Regions from separate parts of the Mus musculus genome. Here region 1 is linked to region 2. A link is a contact called in ENCODE Hi-C or POLR2A ChIA-PET data. All regions are on one chromosome and are shown on one strand. Each heading gives the region's core, a stretch centred on a gene start or an enhancer-like site at or near the end of the contact. The rest is flanking DNA. Distances are from core to core; before and after follow the strand shown. Region 1 holds the start of Cmklr1 (chemokine-like receptor 1). Region 2 overlaps Gm42002 (a long non-coding RNA gene).

Region 1 (3,326 bases), core at 497-2,996, 40 kb after region 2:
ATGTGGAAGCAGCTATATGGGGGTGCGGAGACCTCTCTACTGGGTTGAGGTAGATAGAAGCCTGTATGGGGTTCATCTACTCCTCAAAGAGTTGGGCGAGTCCAGAGCCACTTGTCCTTGGCTCTCAGATGATATCTCGCACATGCCAGACACCCCACAAGTTTAAGCTAAGCCTTTCAGAAGAGAGTCCCGAGCCAGCCCCTTCTGCAGCTTGAGTGAACTGTGAACAGGCACACACACTGGCAGCAGCAAGGTCCTGAGACAAGCCAGCCTTGCCCTTGACAGAAGCCAGAACCACAGATCCCCTTGGAAAGGGGAAGGAGAGAGAGTTAAAGGGAAATCAAGGCTTTCTTAAGACACAGCAAACACAAGACCTCCTCCTCCTCCACTTCCTCACTGTGTGACCTCAGACCTGTGGCCTGTCCTCTCTGAGCCACATCACATAAAGAGTTGCAAGCAGAAGTCAGGAAGATCCATAGGGCTCACTGCCCAGCCAGCTAAGCCTAGTCAGTGAGCTCAGGGTCCCAGCGAGAGACCCTGCCCCATCACATAAAGAGTTGCAAGCAGAAGCATCTCAAGCAGAGGCAGGCAGCCCTAGTGTTAAGAAGGCTTCAAGGCTATTGCACCCCTATGCCATGCCATGTACAGCGTCAGCAGGAAGAAATTGCCATGACCAGACAGCTCACATATCTTTAAAAAAGGGTAGTGAAGAACTGGAGCGATGGCTCGGTGGTTAAGAGTACCAGCTGTTCTTCCAGAAGACCCAGGTTCAATTCCCAGCATTGACATGGTTTCATCAGCATCTGTATGTAACACCAGCTGTAGGGGAAGTTGATCCTCTTTTGTCCGGGACTCACGTGCACTCACATGCACAGACCCACATAGATATTGGCATGCATATATATAATTAAAAATAAAATAATTTTAAAACATGGTTTCTCCATGTAGCCCTGGCTGTCCTGGAACTCACTCTGTAGACCAGGCTGGCCTTGAACTCACAGAGATCCTCCTGCCTCTGCCTCTCTCTGGGTCTATGAGAGACCTTGACAAGGCTTATGATAATCAGAGAGTGACAGAAGAAGACACCCCACGTTCTCCCTCTGCCTGCACATCTGGACATCACACAGAGCATCACACACACACAGTGATATGGGGTCACCTATGGGAATATATCCACGGGACTAATACACAAAGCAAAACTATCCCACAAAGTGTTCATGGCAGCGCTGGTCACTCAGAATACTAAAAAACAAAAAGAGAAGTGGACCTCACAGTAGTTACATGCCCCCAAGGCCAGCCTTTGTCAGCAGCCACTGAACTGTCCTCTCGGGAGCCGGAGAGCCTGACGGGGGTGGTCTGTGGCACGGCACAAGTGGGCTTTGCTCTGAGTCGAGGAAGGATTCATCCTCACGGATGGCCTGCGGTGGCCACGCTGGTTTTCACAAACACCAGCGTCGCTCTTCAGCTCTGATTCTATGCTAGAAACTTTTCCTTTGACACACACCCAAAGAGGAGCTCCAGTCCCTGCCTGCGCGTCCCTTCCCGCCCTCTGCAGGACTCAGAACCAAGTGCTGTACCTTCTCTCCAATATCCCCCTCCGGCTCCTGCGACTTCAGGGTTTGAGAACTCGCGCTCTGGCCTCTTTCTCAGTTGTTCTGGTAGTGGCTGTTTGCTTGGAAGCATTTCTTCCATTCACAGAAGATTTCGTCTGAGCCCCGCGGAGCACAACATCCTAAGAGCCTCCCTCTGTCCTGTGTTCTGTGTGGGGACAGGGACAGAACTCAGCCTGAGAAACAGCTGGAGCGGGGAGGGGCGGGAGGAGCAGGAAACAGCCTGGGGAGGGCGGGGGCGCCAGCTGTGTGGAGTGGGCCCCCCGCCACTCCCCCAGAGGAGGCTTCGCCTGCCAGCCAGGCTGGGCTCCTGGGTGGTAACGGCCCACTAGGAATGACCCGCCCCTTGTCTGGGCGCACAACTGGAGCCGCAAATGGAGCCTTGAAACCAGGCTGCTGGGGAAGTTACTCCTGACCGACCTGAAGACCCACCCGCAGCTGGTTATCTTTGCCCGCAGTAGGGACGGTAGCAAGCCCTATGGCCTCTTGCCTGCTGTTCCCTACTTCTGAGTGCTATTCTTGCCCCTAGTGTGGCCAGATGGCTTCCAGCTCCTTCTCCGTGATGAAGAAACCTCCCCTGACAGACTACTCTGGGTTTCCACATCACAGCAAGCACTGACAGAGGTATCACGCTGTCCTGCCTGCTGCCTGTCTTCCCCAGTCTGTCCCCACCACCTGATATAGTGCCTAGTTTATTGGCACCGACAGCAACAGAATTGTTGAAGTAGCCAAGAACAAGGCAGGGTACTGGGCACTCAGTACACAACCTTCACAGTGCTAGGAACTTGATACTACATCCTCCCTACGGCAGTGGTGGTTGTGGACAGGTATTTTTATTACCCTTGTTTATTGGTAAGGAAATTGGGGCACAGAAAGGTTAAGTTTCTTACCCTATGCTACCCAGCTAGGAGATGGCAGAGCTGGAGCCCAACCAGGCTAGATCCCAGTCCTCAACCTCCAGAAGGAAGACATAACAGTCCTTGGCCTGTGTGATCCATAGCAAGTGCTTTGGTTGAGAGTGTCATGCATCACCATGCCTGCTGCAACGGGGCTGGAAGAGTAGATCACGCATGGCGGATGGAGATGCTGAGGCCGTGGACCAGAATCTGTGCCCAGGCAGCCGGCTCGGGCTCACAGCTAAGACCAAGCTGAGGTCTGTCATGGTTGGAAGCCCTGCTGCCTAAAGCTACTTACAGGTGAGGAGAGGGGAGAGAAAGAAGAAGGAAAGGAAGCAGGGGAAAGGTAATGGAGAAGGGTGAGGAGAGAGAAGAAGGGGGGAAGTAAGGGGGAGGAGAGAGAAGAGGGAGAGGAGGGGAAGGAAAAGGAGGAGAGAGAAGAGGAGGGAGGGGAGGGGAAGAAAGGGGGAGAAGGAGAGGAGAGGAGAGGAGAGGAGAGGAGAGGAGAGGAGAGGAGAGGAGAGGAGAGGAGAGGAGAGGAGAGGAGAGGAGAGGAGAGGAGAGGAGGGGAGAGGAGAGGAGGGAATACAGAGGAGGAGGAGAGAAGAGGGAGGGGAACAAAGGGAGGGGAGGAGAAGAGGGAGGGGAAGAAAGGGGGAGGAGAGAAGAATGGAGGGAGGGGAAGGAAGAGGAGGAGAGAGAAGAGGAGGGAGGGGAGGGGGAGAAGAAAGGAGAGAGAAGAGGGAGGGGAGGGGAAGAAAGGGGGAGGAGAGAGAAGAGGGAAGGGGAGGGGAAGAAAGAGGGAGGAGAGAGAAGAAGA
Region 2 (3,758 bases), core at 471-2,970:
GGCCATGCGTACAGAAAAATTGAGATCTCACCTGTGACCTGAATGGAATGGCAGCCTCAGAGGAAATGGTGGCGCCTCTAGGCTGAGGGGTGACTTGCTTGCTTGGTTTGGGCTGGAGTGTTTGAAGTGAGATGTCATTCTGTAGCCCTGGCTACCTTCCAATTCCCAACTCTCACTGCTTCAATATTTTGATCCCAGGATCCCAGGTGAGCAGCCATGCCCAGTGAGAGGGTGACTTTGGGGGGGGGGTGCATAGAACCTAGGTAAAGCAGCACCAGATGCAGAGATGGGGAGGGGTTTCCCTGCTGTCTGCAAAGCCCCACATCTGCTCTCTTCAGGGACACAGAGGAAAGGTCACTCCTGGAGACACCACGGATCGATTTGCTTCTAAAAGATCTTTTAATTTTTTTTCAAAAGGCATCTTCCTCTCAGACAGACAGATTGAGAGTTTGCCACAGCCCCTGTCATGACTTTGCAGGTCCAGAGACACCCCCTAGACCCACATCCAGGCCAATAGCGAAGACGTAGGAGTATCTTGCCTCTGCCCTAAAATGGGTTTTGCTAAGACCTGCCTCTTCTTCAGCCAGGATTCTGCTCGACCCTGGTGGGGCACATGGTCACCAAAGCTGGTACTCGAGGCTCAGGGGTGAAGAGGGCAGCTTGGTGAGCCCCAGGTATCTAAGCTGATATTTTAAACTGACTCTCAGGAGGGTGTGGACATCCCTCTTGTTGCAGGATATTCTGTGAGGTGGGTGGGGATGTCCCCAAAGCACTACTATCCTGCTCAGTTTTGTGATCTGTGAAATGGGTCAGTGGATACTGAGAAGGGGTGAGCTTGAAGTAGTGTCTGTTCCAAACCCCCAAACCCAAAGGCTGAGAGGAACAGATGGGCAAGCCCTGTAAATGCCATGTCCTCCCCTTCACGGACAGCACAGTCCCTGGACTCATGATCACGTGACTTGAAAGTTTACAGGAGTTGGCAGTGGGAAATGGGGGTGGAGCACAGAGATTGATTAACTTCTTGGGAAAGCAAGAACTTTCTAACAGACAGACAGACAGACAGACAGATGACAGGGTTTGGCTCTCAGCTCTCACTACCCTCACCTTTCTGGATCTCTCTACCTCTTTGTCCATCTACAGACATGGTGCTGGGTCTTACCACAGAGGCTTCTGTAAGGACTCAACGAGATCATGAGACAGAAGTGCTGCCTCTCAACCCAGCTAGGAACTCTCTAGACCTGCGTGTCTTCCTCTCCTGCCAGCTCTGTGTCCCCACCTGCCCAGTGACCAGGCATCTAGGTGGCATGCCTAGGGTTGCCCCCATCCTCTGGAGGAGACACTTCTGGGTGTCCAAGGCTAACCCCCTACAAACACTTGGAATAAATCTTACAGCCACGGCCACCACAGCAGCATTAGCACGGCCACCACAGCAGCATTAGCACGGGCTAATGTATGTATTATTTACAGAGTTTCCTGATGTACTCAGAGAACTCCCCTGAGAAGTATAATTGTGCACAGGGAGGTACGTTTGAATAATATTTACAATTAATTTCCATCAGCAGACTAACACGGCAGGACCTCTGTGCCGCACAGATGGGCCCGGGGTTGCCTTCCCACTAACCGCTCCCCTGAGAAAGCTCAGAGCTCTCTCCAGCTCTCTGGGGCTACCCGCTCAATGCTGGAGCCTCCTGGCTCCCTCTCCCCAGCAGAGATGCAGAGGGATCCAACATGCAGGCCTGAGCAGATTAGTCTGCACCCGTGCCTCCCCAGCCCTGGTCTTCTGCCCACCTCCTGCTCCCTGCAGCCCGGCCCTCGGAGCCCTCACATAGCTCTCTCCCTCTCTGGGAGTCCTGTCCTGTCCTGCCGCCCACGCAAGGCCACCCACTCAACAACAGCCCGCTCTCCTGGGACAGCAACAGTCTTCAAATCCCCAGCCTTGGCAAAGTCTGACCCTCCCCATGGGGGTAGACAGATCTACTTGAACCTCATAACCACAGACCCCAAGGTCCTTCTCTTGACAGGGGGGGTCCCTGGGGATGATGTTTCAAGAGAGCCTGGGATGTGGGAAAGAGATGGCTTGGCAGAGATGGAGGTTCTGAGGTGGGGTGGCATTACTCCCTCCTCCCTCCTGTTTTCCTTCCTCCCTCTTATTCTCCCTCCTCCCCCCTGTTCTCTCTCCTTCCTCCTGTCTTCCCTCCTCCCTCCTGTCCTCCCTCCTGCCCTCCCTCCTCTCTCCTGTCTTCCCTCCTCCCTCCTGTTCTCCCTCCTCCTTCCTGTCCTCCCTCCTCTCTCCTGCCCTCCCTCCTCCCTCCTGTCCTCCCTCCTCTCTCCTGCCCTCCCTCCTCCCTCCCATCCTGCTTCCATAGGCTGACAAAAGTGAAGTCTCAGGCAGCAGAGTTGGTTCCAAGCCCCTGAGCCCCACATCACTTCCTAGCTTTTGGCCTTTATTTGAGCTTCTGTGTGACCCACAGGGACACAGTGTCCTCCTCCCCCAGGCCCAAGCACAGATTGGGGTGCCCTCGGCATCTGGATGCTTAGAAGCACACTCCGCTCCCCCCCCACTCCAGTGGTCTCCCCTTCTTGTCCCTTCACATCATGTCCTGCTCCCATGTTCCCTCAGCTCATCGCCCACTCAGTGGGGCAGCCGTGAGGCAGGCTGCCGGGTTCCAGCTCCAGAGAAGGTGCTGCCCGTTAGTCTTTGGAGGGAGCCACCACACTTTGCCAGCTGCTGGGATTATACATAAGAGAAAGGGGGAAGGAGGAGGGGGTGAGGCTATGAGAAGTCATGAGGACAAGACTGAAGGTTTCACTCAGCACTTTGCACGAACGGAAGTCAGAACAGGGGTGTTGTGGTAGCCAGGAGGAAGAGGGTGGGCTCTAGGGAGTGGACATTGACTGGTGTAACACTCCTGTTGGTCAGCTTTTCCAATGGCAACAAGATTTCCTGGTCCCCTGCCTGACCTGGTCAGCCCCAATGTCCGGGAAGTGCACTGTCCAAGACACCATGTGGCCCCAGTCACGGACAGGCGCCTCCGTTGACATGATGAATCCCATACCGTGGCACGCCTCAGTTGCACATCTGTAGCCCTGGGGAGTCGCGGAGAGGGTGACAATGGGAACACAAGGCTATTTTTAAACCACCCTTACTGCTCCCAATCCTTGGTTGTTTGGGCTCTCTCAGAAGCCAGAGGTTCCAGCTTGGATCTGTTCAGAACTGCCTCATCTTAAGACCCGACCAGGGAGGAACAATCTGTCCCCCTGATGAAGTGTGACTCCCAGCAGTCTATAATACGGGAACTGGCTGGGGCCGGAGGACACACATCTGTGTGTTACACCCCGGTGGAAAAGTGGCTTGGAAGGGAACAGAGGACACTGCAGGCCAGAAGACCTTGGACTGGACAGGCTGACCTACCAGGCTCCCTCCCTCTGCTTGCCTAGCAGATTTCAGGGTGTGTGTGATGGGAGCCAGGGAGGCTGGGGCTGGAGAGTACGCCTTTTCTTTGCATATTGTATTACTCTGAAAACAACAAGCAAGACGTCAAAAAGACCATTAAGATGTTTACATGGAAAAAACAGAACAAAACAGCATTTATGGCTAAAACCCCAACCTATTAGTTTCCCCAGACTCTTCATCTTCCTTCGAGCCAAGCCCACTGCGATTCGAATCCAGTCTCTACCAACATCTAACTGGGTCCCCTCGGGCCAGTTGCTTAACCTCTCTGAGTCTCTGCTTGTCCTCATACATATGAGGTTTCTGT

What was found. A loop is a pair of places that touch in the nucleus more often than their neighbours do. ChIA-PET counts read pairs that join two places held with the same protein, here RNA polymerase II (POLR2A).
Region 1: a loop to region 2 is called in a map of heart, with 1.9 times the contacts of the local background. The contact joins the promoter of Cmklr1 here to the enhancer-like site in region 2. A Hi-C loop is called at or near these places in 4 of 37 maps with a recorded cell type or tissue (heart and left cerebral cortex). POLR2A ChIA-PET finds 5 or more read pairs at or near these places in 2 of 5 experiments (both embryonic stem cell).

Annotation. Positions count from the first base shown.
Region 1 is chr5:113,648,644-113,651,969 of GRCm38, forward strand. It overlaps Cmklr1 (chemokine-like receptor 1), which reads right to left and starts at 1,747. Exons shown (of 3, transcript NM_008153.3): 1 at 1,578-1,747. Gm52823 (a long non-coding RNA gene) reads left to right here and starts at 2,101. Exons shown (of 3, transcript XR_003955975.1): 1 at 2,101-2,234; 2 at 2,515-2,806.
Region 2 is chr5:113,608,816-113,612,573 of GRCm38, forward strand. Gm42002 (a long non-coding RNA gene) reads left to right here. Exons shown (of 3, transcript XR_878689.2): 3 at 1,141-2,177. It overlaps Cmklr1 (chemokine-like receptor 1), which reads right to left. Exons shown (of 3, transcript NM_008153.3): 3 at 3,540-3,758. Among named protein-coding and RNA genes, the nearest start is that of Gm42002, 7.5 kb to the left of the region's middle. Within about 2 kb of position 1,721, at least 1 of the 3 ENCODE cell types and tissues checked has a DNase peak (open chromatin) inside an H3K27ac peak, as active enhancers do; it is heart, where a contact is called at or near this core.